Regions from separate parts of the Homo sapiens genome. Here region 2 is linked to region 1. Evidence: read pairs that join two places in POLR2A ChIA-PET (ENCODE). Cell type or tissue: A673. All regions are shown on one strand. Each heading gives the region's core, and the rest is flanking DNA. Links, peaks and the distances in the headings are about the cores only. Region 1 overlaps F9 (coagulation factor IX). Region 2 has its middle 380 kb from the start of F9.

Region 1 (8,009 bases), core at 55-2,554:
CCAAGCACCAGAGATAAAAGGATCGGTGACATGACACTGATTTTTGGGAAGGCCTTCTGGTATGGAAATGGCTACATCAAGAACTAATTGTACCTCACTGAAATGAGTGATAATAGGGGTATATCAAAAGAACTATGGATGCTTGGAGGACGGTGCGACGTGGGTTCTGAAATTATGACCCTTCTGCCTTTAGCCCAATTTATTCAACAACAATTTTATTAGACCTTAGTAAAATATGGTGTACCAATCATATTAAAGAGCTAGTGGTGCTGCAGATTATTATTCTTTCTGTGTATTTACCTGCGACAACTGTAATTTTAACACCAGTTTCAACACAGTGGGCAGCAGTTACAATCCATTTTTCATTAACGATAGAGCCTCCACAGAATGCATCAACTTTACCATTCAAAACAACCTGTGAAAACAAAATTAAGACTCTTACTGCATAATACATTTGATCTAGAAAAAAATAAATATGTGTGCTGGTTACAGGAATAGGCAAAATATTGGCTTCTAGGTGCTGGCAGAAATGGAATGTTTCTGGAAATGTGAGCTTTGCAGATGAATTAGTGTTTTTGGTGCATAAACAAAAAAGCCATTTATGTAACTGCATTGAAAGCAACACACAATGAGAGACAGGGAAGCTTAAGCTTAGGCAAATCTGAGGAATGGCTTCTTTTGGTGATTTGAGGTCCTTGGATTTTTTCCCCATGAGTCAGTTTCTCTGATGGCAAAATTTGCTTCATGGGGATACAGCAGATACATTAGGAAACACACTGGCTTGACTCCTTGAGATTAATAGTTATTAGGGTGTTCCCTGTACCTACATGATGAAATTTTTTTTGCTACATGTTACTCAAAAGAGAAAAACTACTGATTTTTCTAGGAGGTCTTTTCAAACCCTTTTCAAACTGGAATATTATGAAGCAAGACCTAAGGCCTCCATAAGGGCTGTGCTTATAGCCATCCAGGCAGTGAGGAATAGCAGGGCTCATTCATTCTTTCCACTCTCTCTTAACCATATTCTACTCCCCTCTGGCTGGATAGTAAGCTGCCTTTGTCCTAAAATATCAACTTAGCTGTGCTTGAATTTTGGGCAAAGTGGACAAAGCAGTGACGCATTGAGCCTGGGTATTATTAGATAAGAGGCAAGTCCATTATCTCAACTGGATATTCGTTGCATAATTACAGTCGACAATGAATATTTTCTCCATCTCAATGTCTAGATCGACTTGGAGGATTTCAGTTCCAGTTGTAAGCAAGTGCCTTGATCCACCTTTATAGGAAGAAAGCTGGGAAGTGTGAACACTAGAGGGCACACTCAACATTTGGTAAATCCTTTTCAGGACCTGACTAGTTCTGAACGACTGCCCTTGTATTAAAGTGCACACAGTCTTAGGCATGAACCCATTCATAAACAAGGGAAACGAGGTAGTCCATCACTTTAAGTGGATATCAGATGGTCCTTGGGGCATGTTCTTTTTGTCCTGAATTTAATTTACTGAACACCTACTATGTCCTAGACACTGAAGCACTAGCCTCCTACCTGGAGACCTACAAAGCTGACTCATTAAAGGGCTCTGACTTCCTTTTTCATACTCTGGCTCTCCCTCTCTTTTTTTTTTTTGACGGAGTCTTGCCCTGTCACCAGGCTGGAGAGCAGTGGTGAGATCTTGGCTCACTGCAACCTCCGCCTCCCAGGTTCAAGCAATTCTCCTGGGACTACAGGCGCATGCCACCATGCCCAGTTAATTTTTGTATTTTTAGTAGAGATGGGGTTTCACCATGTTGGCCAGGATGGTCTCGATCTCTCAACCTCGTGATCCGCCCGCCTTGGCCTCCCAAAGTGCTGGGATTACAGGCGTGAGCCACTGCACCCGGCCATTTCCCTCTTTTTCTAGCTGTTGCTTTTAATTCTGAAATGTTGTAAAAATACAGAAAAAACTACATAATATAATAAACACCAGTGTGCATACAACCCAGTCTTAACAATTTTCCTAAATTTTTGAACATTTATTGAGTGTTTACTTTGGGCTAATCATTGTGGTGTTTTAAAGACATTTAATACAACATAATATCCTTATGACATGATATTAATATATTTATTTATAGATGCATGAGCTAAAGTTTAGAGGTAAACATTAACTCCCCTGAGATCAGTTGGTAAAGCTAGGAAGCAAACTCAAGTCTGCCCGGCTCCAGAATTTGTGCTCCTAAGCACCCAAATTCGGTCCAGGCATGGTCTGTGGACCAATTGCAGTAGAATCATCTGGGGATCCTTATAAAATGCAGATCTGGGGGCTAATCGAAGCTTAATTTATCAGAATATTTGGTGGGTGGGACTGGGTAAAAGGAAGCTCTCCAGAATATTCTTTACATAATTAAGTTTGAGACCTGTTATATATCTACTGAATCAGAATTTCCAAGACTTGATAATCTTTATGTTTTAAAAGTCCTCACTCCGGGCAGGAATGGCTACATACTTTGTGGGGCTCAGTGAGAAATAAAAATGTGGGGCCCCTTGTTCAAAAGCTAGGAAGAAAAGTGCCATGGAAGATACTAAAATACAAAACTTTTGCTTTCCTCTGTAGTCTCTTTTGCAACCCATCTTGTTACATTTTTAAAATTTGCCATTTAATATTTTGCTCCTTCTAGCATGGGGATATTTGCTGGGGCAGTGCAGACCCTCAAAGGTGCCCAGGAAGTGCACCCTACAATTTAACACCCACATGTCCTTAGGATCCCCTGCCTGCCAGCCACAGGACACTGGGCCCCAGCAGGGGATGATGTGTCAATCTTCCCTTGTCACTGGCCTACTGTGGCAATCAAGGTGGAGAGGTGATTCCCAAGGGACTGCAACTTTCATGCCAGGATGTGTTCCATGCCTGAAATAGAGGTGGACAAGGGGTGTGCCCCCACCATTCACCCTCCAAATGTGCTGTGGCGCATTCTTGGTCCAGAGATGCCACATGGCCAAGCCCCCTTCCAAGATAGCATAGGGCACGTGCACCTGACCAACCTTAACTCTCCCTGCTCCTATGCCCATGTCCCCGCTGGGGGAGGGGAGTGGCAATGGTAGCTAGGTAGGGATGAGGAGGGAGAGCATGTCTGGGCACCATGGGGTGGCAGTGCTCATTGGGCAGGTGTTTGGAGGGAGAGCCAGGGCTGGCTAAGGCACCAGGTGGTAGGGGAGTGGGAGGTCGAGAAACCACCCCGGAAGGTGGTGAGAAGTGAAATGGGGCTGCAGGGATTCAAGTCCCTAGGTAGCACATGCTCTGGCTGTCTCATCAGACTTCAGTTACAAAACAAAAATGCAAAGCAGTAAACCTCAGATGCACGACCTGTCTCAGTGCAAAGCCCTGCGTAAGTACGCCGGTCATAAGACCATGTGTCTGGCTGTAACTCCAATTGATTGTCAGCATCAATAAAACTTGGCCAACACTGTTATATACTGGTATTGATAGTTACAACTGAACATATTTGTTTAAGCAATTGGAATTAAGAATTCACATGCAATGATATCACGGTCCTTCTCCTCTGGTTAGTGTATTGGGGGGAAATTGGACATCTCTCAGCTCAGTAGGCTAGTTAGGCCAGGATGGATGACATCCACAGCCCCTGGGCAGAGAGATTATGATGTAGCTAGTCTGACTCCTGACAAAGACTTGCTTCCTGGAGCTTCTACTACTTTCTGGTGGATGGCTAAGAAATATGGTTGTGTTCTTTTAAGTCTGAAGAGCATTATTTTTGCCAACCCCTGACCAAACATCCTTGCCAAGGAAAAGGCCTAAAATATATTTGCATTTAAAGATATTACAAACTACTTGGTTTTGGAATGTTTGGCCGTTCAGGATCATAGCTATCAAAATATTAGCTATTTGGGGTATGAGATGTCTGCTCGGTCAAGGACAAGTTCTTAAAGACATCATGTTGGGGAATAATGGGGAAAATGGGAAGGCATATGCTCTGAGTAAGACATCTGAGTTATAATCTGTCAAACATTTTTGTTAGTCATAGTCTAATGGGAGCCTGTTTTCCCTCTTTCAGACTCACACATACACAAAAACCAACAACACACATGCTTCTACAAAATATACATTCACATCTGAATTTATGCTCTTCATTGACAATGCCAGCCCAGAACAACAGCTCTTACCCTTTGGTTTTCTTCCTAACCTTTAACTCCAACGTAACCGTTACCTGCGATTTCAGTAAAACCATTATTCTCCCTACTTACCCACCCAAGTTGTACAATAAAGAGTGTTTGCTCTCACTCATATACAAAGCAAATTCATTTGTTTGTGATGTACAGCTTGCTATGCCCACAGATGTGGTTTGCCTAGTCCTTTGCTCTAGGTCATTTGACTGGGAACAGATGGGATGCTCACTTTGGTTTTTAATGGTTAACTAGTCATTGAAATGCATTTCATCAAATAATCTTAGAGGATAATTGTTTAAATGTCTGTCCAGACTAGCTTTGTAGAGCCAGGTGCGATTACACATGTCACGTTCTTATTTCTCTTAATTGAATTTTTATCATCTGAGATAGGAATAATAGAGGGCTTTTTCAAGTGAAGATATTACTATAGTCTTAAGACCTTAGTGTAACATCCTGGCCCCTAAGGAAAAACAAGTTCTGGTTCATACATATAATAACTTTGCATGTTATCTGCCACTGAGATGTGTCCTAATCGAACAGAAAGGATTGAATCTCTGTAGCTAGCTGTACAGGGCAAGAGCTGTACAGGGTACCTTTAAAGATAGCTTCAGGCCAAAGCTGAGGAAAGTGGATGGAGACTGGGGAAAATGCTAAGACATTTTAAAGATTTTCTTTAGGTCAAAAATAGAATAAGAAATAGACCATTTCCCTGGACATTTTCTGTAGGTTAATACGGTTAACTATCGGTAAATGCATATGCTACAACTTAATATAAGCATAAGGAAAGCTTAATCACTTGGCTTCCATTGTATTCTTTTTTTTTAATCTAATAGAATGATCTTCAAATTGTTAAATGTAGAATAAATACGCCACACACCGAACTGAGGCCTATGGTAAAACAGAAAATGGAAAAACCAGGTACTTCACATAAAGGGCCAAATAGTTCTTCGGAAATGTGGGAGGAATTTTTGGGGCCAGTTTGCGCATGCTTAGAATTGTCAGCTGGCAGGGTCATGGGCATGGGATCCAAACCAAATTAAAGCTTTAGAAAGCCAAAATGCGGTGTTGCTTCTTTAAATCTGTCGGTTTTGAGCTGTTGATGAAAGCTATCTAGTAATACAGGCGTTGCAGTTTCCCTTTTTTCACTAATATTCAAAGGTTTTCATTTCTTCCCTACGTGGCGGTATGCAATTCAAGACTTGTTTTAGTTTACTACACCTCTAGACATATACTAACTCTAAGAAAAACTCATTTCTGTTCCTGTGTAGTGCATTTAACCCTCTAGCTTCCTCTTTCTACTCCTGAAGTATTTCTTCAGAGACCCTGCTTCCTTTCCCGAGTTCTCAAGGAGCTCTGAGCCCATCGCTGGGCATCTGGAGGGAAACTGAAGTACCTCCTTCCATTGGCCTCACGCCGTTCCTGTCCGGAACCTTCTAACCTTGCGCGACTTTAGAAGCTGGCCCGGCCCGCCAGTGCCTTTGGCTTTAGGAGGTAGCAAACAGGATGGGGCCGGCAGCGCCGTTCCGGAACCATAGGGGGCTCCTGGGAAGCTACCATCGCGAACAAGGCGCGGCTGCGTTGGCCCTTGGCTCCAGCCTGGCAAGCTGAGGTGAAAGCCCTGGAATAAGGTAAGAAATGAGCGTGACCGCAGACGGGATACGTGCTAGGTGAACATGGCTCTGTAGGGTCTCAAAGCTGGACAGGATCCCAGCAGTCCCTTAGCCTGCTCTGATCTCTGGCCAGGTGAACAAATGCCCTCTCCCTGAATGGGGCTATCTAGCCGCTGCTGTCCCCAGTGACAGAACAGCTCTTTAAGTCAACAATTCCGACAAACATTTGTTCAATCAACATTTGCTCCCAATGCTGCCCAACCTGCGTAACCAACCCAGTGGTTGTTGGTTGGAAAGGGCTTTCTTAATGGAGGTCAGAATCGTCTTGCCTGCTTGCAACTTTCACCCTTAAGTCCACAAAGAAGTTGTCTTCCCCTTTCCCTTGTGGCTCTTGCAAACAGCTCACCTACACCTTTTCTTTAACAGACTAACCATTTCTAGTTTGTTCAATCTGTTCATTACTCCAGATGAAAGTGAACTCTCTATGTTCTTCTTTGTGAGATTTCTTCACCAAGTGATCACTTTATTTCCCACCCTGGCTAATTTGAAAGATAAAAGAAACAACTCTGAAGAGAAAGGTTCTTATGAAGCATCAGCATTTTGAAACACTCTTTTCTAGGTGACACTGCTAAACAGTATTTCATATTTCAAAGCTAGATATATAATGTTTTCACCACTGAAGCCCCAGCTGTTGCTTGCTTTCTCTTGATGCCTTAGTCACAGCAGGTTTGCTGCAGTCTGATCTGCAATCAAATCTAGTATTTCCTCCCTGCAGATTAACCATGACATGGTGGAGCTGGCCCATCCACAAATGAGGAGAGATTCTGGTTTCTTTCATTTCCTGTTTCATTTTGTCTAAAAATGACTTTTATACACTCAATTTATCTCATATTTTTGAAAACCAGTAACCATTCATAAGGAACTGGATGGAGGTGGTGTGGAGGAAACAATGCAGAAGTATGACAGGGTCTTTCACAACTATTCTGGAAAGTAGCTCAGCTTCTTGCCTTTGGAAAAGAATAAAAGTGCTTTGAATCTGTACACATCAGTAATCTTAGTTCATGTGGATGAAATAGGGAGTGAACATATGTGCATGTGTATGTGTGCACATGCATGTATGAGTGATCTTGAACATTCCAAATGATCTTAGCTAGGCTTGACAGCAAAAAGACAACAGGTACAATAACTATAAGTGTGCAGTGAGGTCATGAAATGATTTGAAATAATGTGTATCATTTATATCTTCTCCCTCCCGGAACAACCACAACCACCATCTCATAGTCTTTTCTGCTTGAAAAGAAAATAAGGTGTCTGCTTGAGTTACTAAACTTTCTTTCAGGAAACATCTGCATTGTTAATGCATTGGCAAACATCTGGTTTAAAGGGGGTGGGTGAGAAACGGAAATGATGTGACTAAATTGAGCCTTTATACCCTGTTCCCCTTTTTAGTTCTGATTTAAATGTATTTGCCATTTCATTTCTGGAATGACAAGGAGACAATGCTAAACTCACAAAGCAGACATCCTTTTTTTTTTTTTTTTTTAATCTTGGACTTTTTTTTTTTTTTTTTTTTTGAGACGGAGTCTCGCTCTGTCGCCCAGGCTGGAGTGCAGTGGCGGGATCTCGGCTCACTGCCAGCTCCGCCTCCCCGGTTCACGCCATTCTCCTGCCTCAGCCTCCCGTGTAGCTGGGACTATAGGCGCCTGCCACCACGCCGGGCTAATTTTTTGTATTTTTGGAAGAGACGGGGTTTCACTATGTTAGCCAGGATGGTTTTGATCTCCTGAATCTTGGACTTTTAAAAACGGAAGTTATCTTCTTAGCTAATATATTCTCCTGGGTTCTTGGATCCCCTACTCTGAGCACTGTTCTATGTCCCACAAACCCAAGGAAGATAATTGTCATAAAGTAGGATCTTTTGTTGTAACCATGTTATCCATGGAAGTTGGACACATAATGAATGAAAATACATGAGAACACAAAATGACAAAATTAGAGAGAATAGATACATGGATATTAAATACATTGAAGGCATAATAACAGTGCTTGCACTTAAGAGGGATTGTTCCAGGAAAGGTTCATAAAGAAGGTCAATATTACAGAGTTGTGAAGAAGAGTAAAGATATGGATGAGTGAAGGAAGGGGTTATGGTAGGTAAGGGAAGCAGTCCTCATAGGGTGCAATTAAGTAGAAACAGAGGAGGTAAAAAGGAACATACAGTGTCCCATTTATGAGTTATA
Region 2 (8,009 bases), core at 2,443-4,942, 410 kb after region 1:
TTTCTCAATCAAAATATATTGAAAGCACAACTGCTGCTGTGTTCCTTAAATGAGCGCAGAGCCAGGGACAGGGCCTAGGGCTCCTGACTACACTTGCCGCATCATTTTTACTATTGCAGATTGCGTGTTTTGTCTCTTTGCTTAATGAAAAGCAATCACACCTTTTGTTGTTATTAAGGGCTTATTGTCATTTAATGGCTACATTTTGCTATTGGAGACTTTTCTAATTTACAAGCGGTAATTGTTCTGGACACGTGACTCTCATTTAGTATCTGCTGAAGAGCCCTTGTTCATAATTATTGCTTCCGTGGTTATGTTATGTATTTATCCAGCCCTTTCTTTAGACAATTGATATGTTGTCCTGGATACCTCCCTGTTGCTGATTTGGAGTTGGTCAATCCATCGCTTCATCAGTGCTCTTAAAATAATGAGTTATGGCATGCTTTGTGATCAGCACATAATGTTCTGAGTGGAAAAAACTCATGGCGACTCTCAGGAGTGCTATTTTTTGTCCCCTTGCCCACTCCTGCACACATGCTTGCTTCTGTTTAGCCAGAACCTCATCTTGCTAATAGTGGTCATAGGAAATTTTCTCACCAATGGGACCTATGTGTGCATATACAAGGGGGTAGTCATGGGGTGTTAGATTTCAGGTAAAATCAGAAGACTTTTTTGTGTTTGGTCTTTTCTCAAGATGGTATCTGTGTTTATTTCCTAGAATTGTTGTAACAGATGACTACAAATTTGATTCCTTGAAACAACAGAAAATCATTGTCTCATAGTTCTGGAGGCTAGAAGTCTGAAATCCAAGTATTAGTAGGACTCTAGGGGAGAGTGCTTCCTTGCCTCTTCTAGCTTCTGCTGGTTGCTAACAATCTTTGACATTCCAGTCTCTGCCTCTGTCTTCTCAAGGCCTTTTCCCATGTGTGTGCATGTATTTCCCCTTTCTCTATGTCCAAATTTTCCTCTACTTATAACGATAACAGTCATTGGATTAGGGCCCAATTAACCTAGTCCACTATGACATCATCTTACCTTGATTATATCTGTAGAGACTTTATTTCCAAATAAAGTCACATTCACAGGTACTTGGGAGTTAGGATTTAAACGTATCTTTTTGGGGGACATAATTTAACTCACAACAGTGGCTTTTCCTTGTCTCTCTTATTTTTCCTAGTTTTTAAATTTTAAAGAAGGGAAAACTCCCTTCCACCCAGTGGCACAGGAATGAGTTGATTTATATGGATTAAAAGTCATAGATGTTAGAAGAGGAGGAAAGTCCTAGAAGAAATTGTAGCCCATTTCTTTCACCAACTGAGGTCTAGGGGAGAGGGGGCTATTTGGCTAAGGTCAGAAATCTGATAAGGGATAGAGCCAGTCGTCAGACTTCATTTCCTGATTCTGAGATTAGGATAGGACTTTTTTTTTTTTTTCATTATCTCTTCATAAAGGTACTGGCAATAGTGGTTGAAAAACCATGTGGCAACAGACATTGAGGCAAATTTCTATAAAACCAGAAATAGCTGGGAAAGCGGAAGCCAGGTTGGACCTGCCAATAGTTGGAATTCTTGGCTGTCTGTAGAGGGTGAATTGACAGCCAAAAGCCCTACCAAGGTCCAAATCTCTCTTCCACCCATTTCAGTTCAATCTGATCAATACTTTTTATTGAGCTAATAACCAGAAGTAGGCCCTGAGGATTCACTGATCACAAGGGTAGAGATTATCCCTGCCTTTACGGAGCTCACAGTACAGTGAGCACCTAAACAGTGCTAGACTCCAATTGCCTACTTATTTTTCTGAGTGCAGTAAGAGAAGGACATAGTAGGGGCATCCATTTTGACCTTGGGGGAAGGGAGGTAGGAGTGGGGGAAGGTCAAAGAGCTGAGATCCCAAAACATGAGTAAGAGTTACCCAGTAAAGGAGCAGTACAAAAGGCTGCAGGTGAAGGAGTATTCCTGACAAAGGGAAGGCTTTGTGTGAGGGCTTGGCGGTGAGAGAGAGAGAAACACATGGTGGAAAAACAGCACGAAATTCAGTTTGCCTGAAGCACAGGGTCTGGGGGGCATCAAGAAGAGCTTTGTAAACTTTGAAGAGATTTGATTTTTTTCCCCTGGGCAGTGGGAAGTCATTTCAGGTTTCTGGGCATGGAGTAGGCATTCAGACTGGGGATCCCAAGTCCCATATGATATTTAACGGAGCTTTATTCTAAACAAATAAGGCTTCAGGGATCTCCATTCTGGGTAGATCCACCTTTCCAACCTTTCCCCCCACATATTTGTTGATTCACAATTAGCCACAGTGCTTGATCGGGCTCTAGAACCAGAGTCCCTTTTATAATGTTTTCAGGTTTTAGTCTGTGGTTGAAGGCCACTGTTCAGTATGTATATTTGTGCACCTGTGTGCTGGGCCCACATCGGAGGCCCAGTACATACTGGCCTCGTCGTTTTTTTTTTTGTTTTTTTTTTTAACTTAATCACATCGGTAATCGCCCCGGGGCCTCCTCCGTTTTTTTTTTATGACAGTTCGCTCTGAATTTAATGTTTGTCTGGATCTGCTTTTACCTTTCCTGCACATGATTTGAGCTATGGTTTGCTCTTCTCTTGTCGATCTGATCCCATGTGTTTTCCATCTTCAGGGAATTCCTCAAATTCTAGTACACAGAGGCACCCTCCTGTTACCCAGTCTCTGTTAATGGTGTTACAGTTAGCTCTCATTCAGGCAATGGAGATTAGCTTATCTTAATGTTTCTCAAGGCTTTTTATTTTTCATTATTGCTCCCCTAAGGAGCCTTTCTGGACATTTTTCCTAATTGTAGGACATTTTAATACCATGACATTTTAATACCAGAGATATACTATTTATGTGTTGTACCTATATCTGTCCTTTATATAGAACAAGGATAAGTATAAGGCCTACTTACTCTTTTTATAACATGAAGGATTAAGAATGACTAACGTTTGCAGTTAACAATTAAGTTAAAAATTAAAAAGCTATTAACAATTAACTTTGTGTGTATTTGCTGAGTACATTTTAATTTAATTTATTTACTTAAAAATTCCAGTGTATCAACTACATATAAAAATTAACAATTTATATAAATTTGTAATATTTAATAGCAAGGTGCTTCAATGTTTAAAAAATTCATCCAAATCTGCTCTTTTTCCGGCGAAAGTAAAGTAATTGAAAAAATTAAATTAGCTTCTTAAAAAATTTTACTGAACTTAACATTTAACTACTGCTTGATATGGGAAAATAACTTCTAATTTAACTAGCTGCTAGACAGTCATTCAGATCTTGCTAACAGTTTTTCTTTATATTTGACATAATTAATAATGGGCTGAATAATGTTATTAGAATTAAATGATAACATATAAACTGAAGATCAAATATAAACCACATTGACAAGGCAGCCAGTGGCAGCCACCTCTGCCATTTAACTTTTAGAATGGGCGATCAATGGAGAGAAAGTTTCCAATCACAGTCATCTATTCACCGTAGTTTTCTAGTACTGATCTGGCACACATTTTGTATGTCTACTATGAAGTCAAGGTCAGTGTTACTAGTATGATACCCAAGAAAACACAACAGGAGAAATTAAATAACAAGCTGTAAGATTTTGTTGGGTAAGGTTGAGCTCTCGAGAGCCAAAAACCATTGTAATATGTAAGTTTTTTTTTTTTCTTCCCTCCCAAAGAACCAACTTCAACCCTTTGGAGACTGTATTGACCCTTTGAGAATGCGTGGCTTATCTGATTGTGTCCTCTTAGGAGTCTTAACTTCCTAACATACGGGGCCCAGGAGAGCTAAGTATTAAAAGGATATGGACAGAGTATGAGAAAAGATTCAGTCATGAGACATTGCTGTGGGTGTAGCACCCTTTGTGGGCCGCTGAAACAAGTGGCCTAGGCTACTAGCATGAGGTTACTACAGTAATGGAGTCAAAGCAGAATTAGGGGCTGCTCCTTGGAGTTCTTGTATCTCTTAGGTTCACTGCATCTCAGTGCTTATCATACAATGAGTAGTTGGTATTTTATAAGTTGTCTGGTCTATCAGCTCTGTGCAGGCATTGGCTGTTTCTATCTTGTTCCTATTGCCAGTTATCTAGCACAGTGCCTGGCACATAGAAAGGGCTCAGTAAATATTTGTTGATAGGATAGAGAGAAGGCACTGCAGGTGGACTCAGCCTACTTCACAGGCTAGATGAGGGCTAGATACAATAACAGGAAAAAGAAGATTCACTATTTGAAAAGAATCCCAAGCCACCACCTCCAAACAAAGCCTTCTCTTTAACACCACCTCATCTCTTTGAGCACCAGGGAGGGAGTCATTGTGGATAGGTGGGTTTGACCATTTGCCATTTAGATAGCAAAGCAGTTTTAATTTGAAAAGTTTTAGTAGTGTCTTTTTAAAATGTGTTAGTCACTACTTTGGTTTTTTAAAGCAAATACTGCTGAATATATTTTATCTTTTGTTGGCAACCTAGAATCTTCCTAATAAGTATCAGTTCTTGAGGTACGGGGATCACTTTATCCTGCAACAAATGGTCTGAGACCAAGAACTTTTTGAGTTCTTGGGCTGGAGTTTCTGAGTTTTTCTGTCTTCTTCCCTGGCAGGCTAGCAGCTATCACTTTGAGTTGTTGTTAGAGGCCTACTGGTAGCACTTGCTCACTGTCCTCCCTCTCATTTGGTAGTTCTAGGATATTCAGATGGAGAGAATTAGCCAACCCTGTAAAAACTTTGTGTAAAGTAGGAGAATGGAAGTTCCTAGTGAGGAGTTGAGGAGTTCTCCTGTAAATAACAATTTCTGAAACTTTGTGTGTAGGTGTGGGTGTGGGTGTGTGCAATTGTGCACCTCTACAGAATCTGTTTTGCCCTTCTTCCCATTATCACCTGAGTTCTGGATGGGTGACATGCACTGATAGGTTTTGTGCTGGATAAGCAAGTGATTAGTATCATATTTTCTCAGAAGAGTTTATGGAGAGTATGTACATGAAGTTTATTTTTGTCTTAATGGACTGTCCAAGATTCCTTTAATGGGGGCTCACCTTTAAATAAGAGACCACAGATTTCCAATTAATAGAAAAAGTAACCTATGGGGATCTAGGTTGTTTTGTACATTGTGGACTGGTACCTGCTCAAATAATCTTATTCAGTAGCACTATCCAACAGTGTTATCAAGAAGTGCTAATTAACTTTTGGTTGGGGAAATGTAATTACTTGAATGGGAATTTTGACCCAGATACTTACCTGTTATTCTCAGGACATTCTAAACTTAAACACAGTTTTCTTTCACCAAACACACTTTAGTAAGAGATAATATCAGTAGCTCTTATAAGTGTGAACAGTACCAATTTTCAGCATATGTGAAGATTAGGTTCCTATGTACATTTAACAAAGTATTTCCAATGTAACATGGCATGTGGCCTCCCTTTGATGTCAATTCCATATTTCTGATTTTAAATCCTTAATCTAATGTATTGCAATAGTACATATTATGTGCACAGGTCTAGAAATGGAAAACCTTTGAAATGGTGCAAATTAATGATGTGTTAAGTATCACAATTTGAATAAAGCAGTGTGAATATCTTGAAAGAATAAAGGGAGAGTAAAGAATAGAAGAAAAACAGGGAGGGAAAAGGAATTCTCAAGGGAAATAATAGGGTTGTGTAAATACTTCACCAAATCGCCAAGACTGACAGCAGAAAAGGTCAAGGTCATTTTAAAATTGCAGGAGACTCAGTTCAAGTTGCCTTTGAGAAGTAATGATGTTTTGAGCAACTCAAAACTGAATTTAAGATTTGGTATTGGGGGCAAAAGGGGATCACAGAAGGACTCCAGGCCTGCTACCTCATTGTCTGACAAATTCCTATGTTCTGGGTCTGGGGTCAGGACCCTGCCCATCCTGCCCCCATTATTGTCACCATATTTCCCAGGCATCCAAGCCTCTGTGAGCTGGTAGGGTTTGTTATGCACTTACAGCAAAACTGACATTAGGAGCACACTCAGTACAGCTAACAGATCAAGTGCAGGTTCCTAAATGTGGGCTTGTTGAACATCCCTGGCCTTTCAGTGTTAAAGATGGACATAGAATATTTACTTGTATCTGTTTTTTCATGAAGGCTTTTGATACTTTGCCATGATATTTCATGTTTTTCCTTTTTTTTTTTTTTTTTTTTAAACCAATGGCTGCTACCTGGCATTAGAAAGCCAAATCACATTATAGCATTTTGGATCAGAGCTAGTTGTGAAGGCATTTTTAGAGTAGTTTTTTTCAGTCATTCTTTCCCTTTTATTCATTTTAAAAAGCTGGCCTTTATGATTTATTATGTAGGCTGCACACAACAAACATTCCCTCACTGGGATATTCTATACTCATCACTGAGAAATTTTAGCAATAAATTATATTCCCTAAGTGTAAGGAAGCAATTCCTGGGTAGTGTATGAAGTTCTACTCTGAATAGGCAGGTGTGTGTTCTGTATGGCACTGCCCATGTGGGTGTGGAGTGAGGAAACAGGAAAAAATGAAGGCAGAGCAGTCACGGGAGGAGGGCAATGGCTGAGAAGGAAAACAGTTATCATCCACTTCTGTCTCTCATTTTCCTTCCAGTTGCTCCTACTTGGTTGGTAAGTGTCTAAGTACAAAGCCCTCCATAAGCCCAGGTTATCCTCCTGGGAAAGGGGCCTCTGCTACTCTTCTACCTTTGTAGAAAGAAAGGAGGATGTTCACATGAGCCTGTCACTTACTGTGTACCTTCACACATGCTCTGTATACTGTGCTGAGTGGTGATACATCCACCAAAATTCATGTCTACCCAGAATTTCAGAATGTTGCCTTATTTGGAATAGGGTTTTTGTTTGTTTGTTTGTTTTTGTTTTTGTTTTTGCAGATGCATTACCTTCAATGGCAAAAAAAAAAAACCCAGAGTTACTTTTGCAAGAACCTAGTAATCAAATTAATACAAGGTCATACTTAATTAGGATCAACCCTAAATCCAATCAGTGGTGTCTTTATAAGGAGAAAGAGATTTGGAGACGCACGGAGACATACCAGGCCATATGAAGACGAGGGCAGAGATTGAAATGATGCAGCTACTAGCCAAGGAAGCATGTCTCTGTTGACAACTTGATTTCAGACTTCTAGCCTCCAGATCTGTGAGGGAATGCATTCCTGTTGTTTTCAGACATCCAGTTTGCGATTTTGTTATGGCAGCCCTAGGAAAATAATACACTCTGTTGATAAGGACTTATGGCAACCCTGACAGGTGGATACTCTTAGATGCCTTTTATGTCTGAAGGTCTTACTGAGGAAGCTGAGTCTTACTGAGGAAGTCCTGCTTCCCTTGCAGCACAGGTATGTGGTAAGAACCTGTGATGGGCTTGGTGCTTTAAGGATTATAGGTGGCTTAAGTGTAGGCCTTGCTATCAGCAAGCTCCCTGCAGATGTGTGTGGTGGGGAGATGGAACACGGAGGAAATCGACTTTTCCAATAGGCCCTGTAGCACTAGGCTGCTTGCCCTAGGCTGTCTTCATCTGCTCATAGACTTTTGGATCCCTTTTTTTTTTTTTAACTTGTTTTTAAATTTTTTATTTCCATAGATTTTTGGGAAACAGGTGGTATTTAGTTACACAAGTAAGTTCTTTATTTTTATTATATTTTATTATTATTATACTTTAAGTTCTAGGGTACATGTGCACAATGTGCAGGTTTGTTACATATGTATACATGTGCCATGTTGATGTGCTATACCCATTAACTTGTCATTTACATTAGGTATATCTCCTAATGCTATCCCTCCTCCCTCCCCCACCCCACGACAGGCCCCGGTGTGTGATGTTCCCCACCGTGTGTCCAAGTGTTCTTATTGTTCAATTCCCACCTATGAGTGAGAACATGCGGTGTTTAGTTTTCTGTCCTTGAGATAGTTTGCTCAGAATGATGGTTTCCAGCTTCATCCATGTCCCTACAAAGGACATGAACTCATCCTTTTTTATGGCTGCATAGTATTCCA

The links. ChIA-PET counts read pairs that join two places held together with the same protein. Peaks named below come from ENCODE experiments on the same cell type or tissue, not always from the same donor. Only the 100,000 strongest peaks of a DNase experiment are listed, where the experiment ranks them.
Region 2: POLR2A ChIA-PET joins it to region 1 with 6 read pairs; 2 of 35 experiments call an interaction of 5 or more read pairs at or near these places.

What each region holds. Positions count from the first base shown.
Region 1 is chrX:139,553,147-139,561,155 of GRCh38, reverse strand. F9 (coagulation factor IX) reads right to left here. Exons shown (of 8, transcript NM_000133.4): 7 at 301-415. Among named protein-coding and RNA genes, the nearest start is that of F9, 26 kb to the right of the region's middle. In A673, for the core only: CTCF peaks have their summits at 1,094 and 1,297 (motif pointing right); a DNase peak (open chromatin) is centred at 1,315; H3K27ac peaks cover 369 bases.
Region 2 is chrX:139,146,772-139,154,780 of GRCh38, reverse strand. It overlaps a transcript of FGF13 not described here. Among named protein-coding and RNA genes, the nearest start is that of F9, 380 kb to the left of the region's middle. In A673, for the core only: no CTCF peak of the experiment used is centred there; no DNase peak of the experiment used is centred there.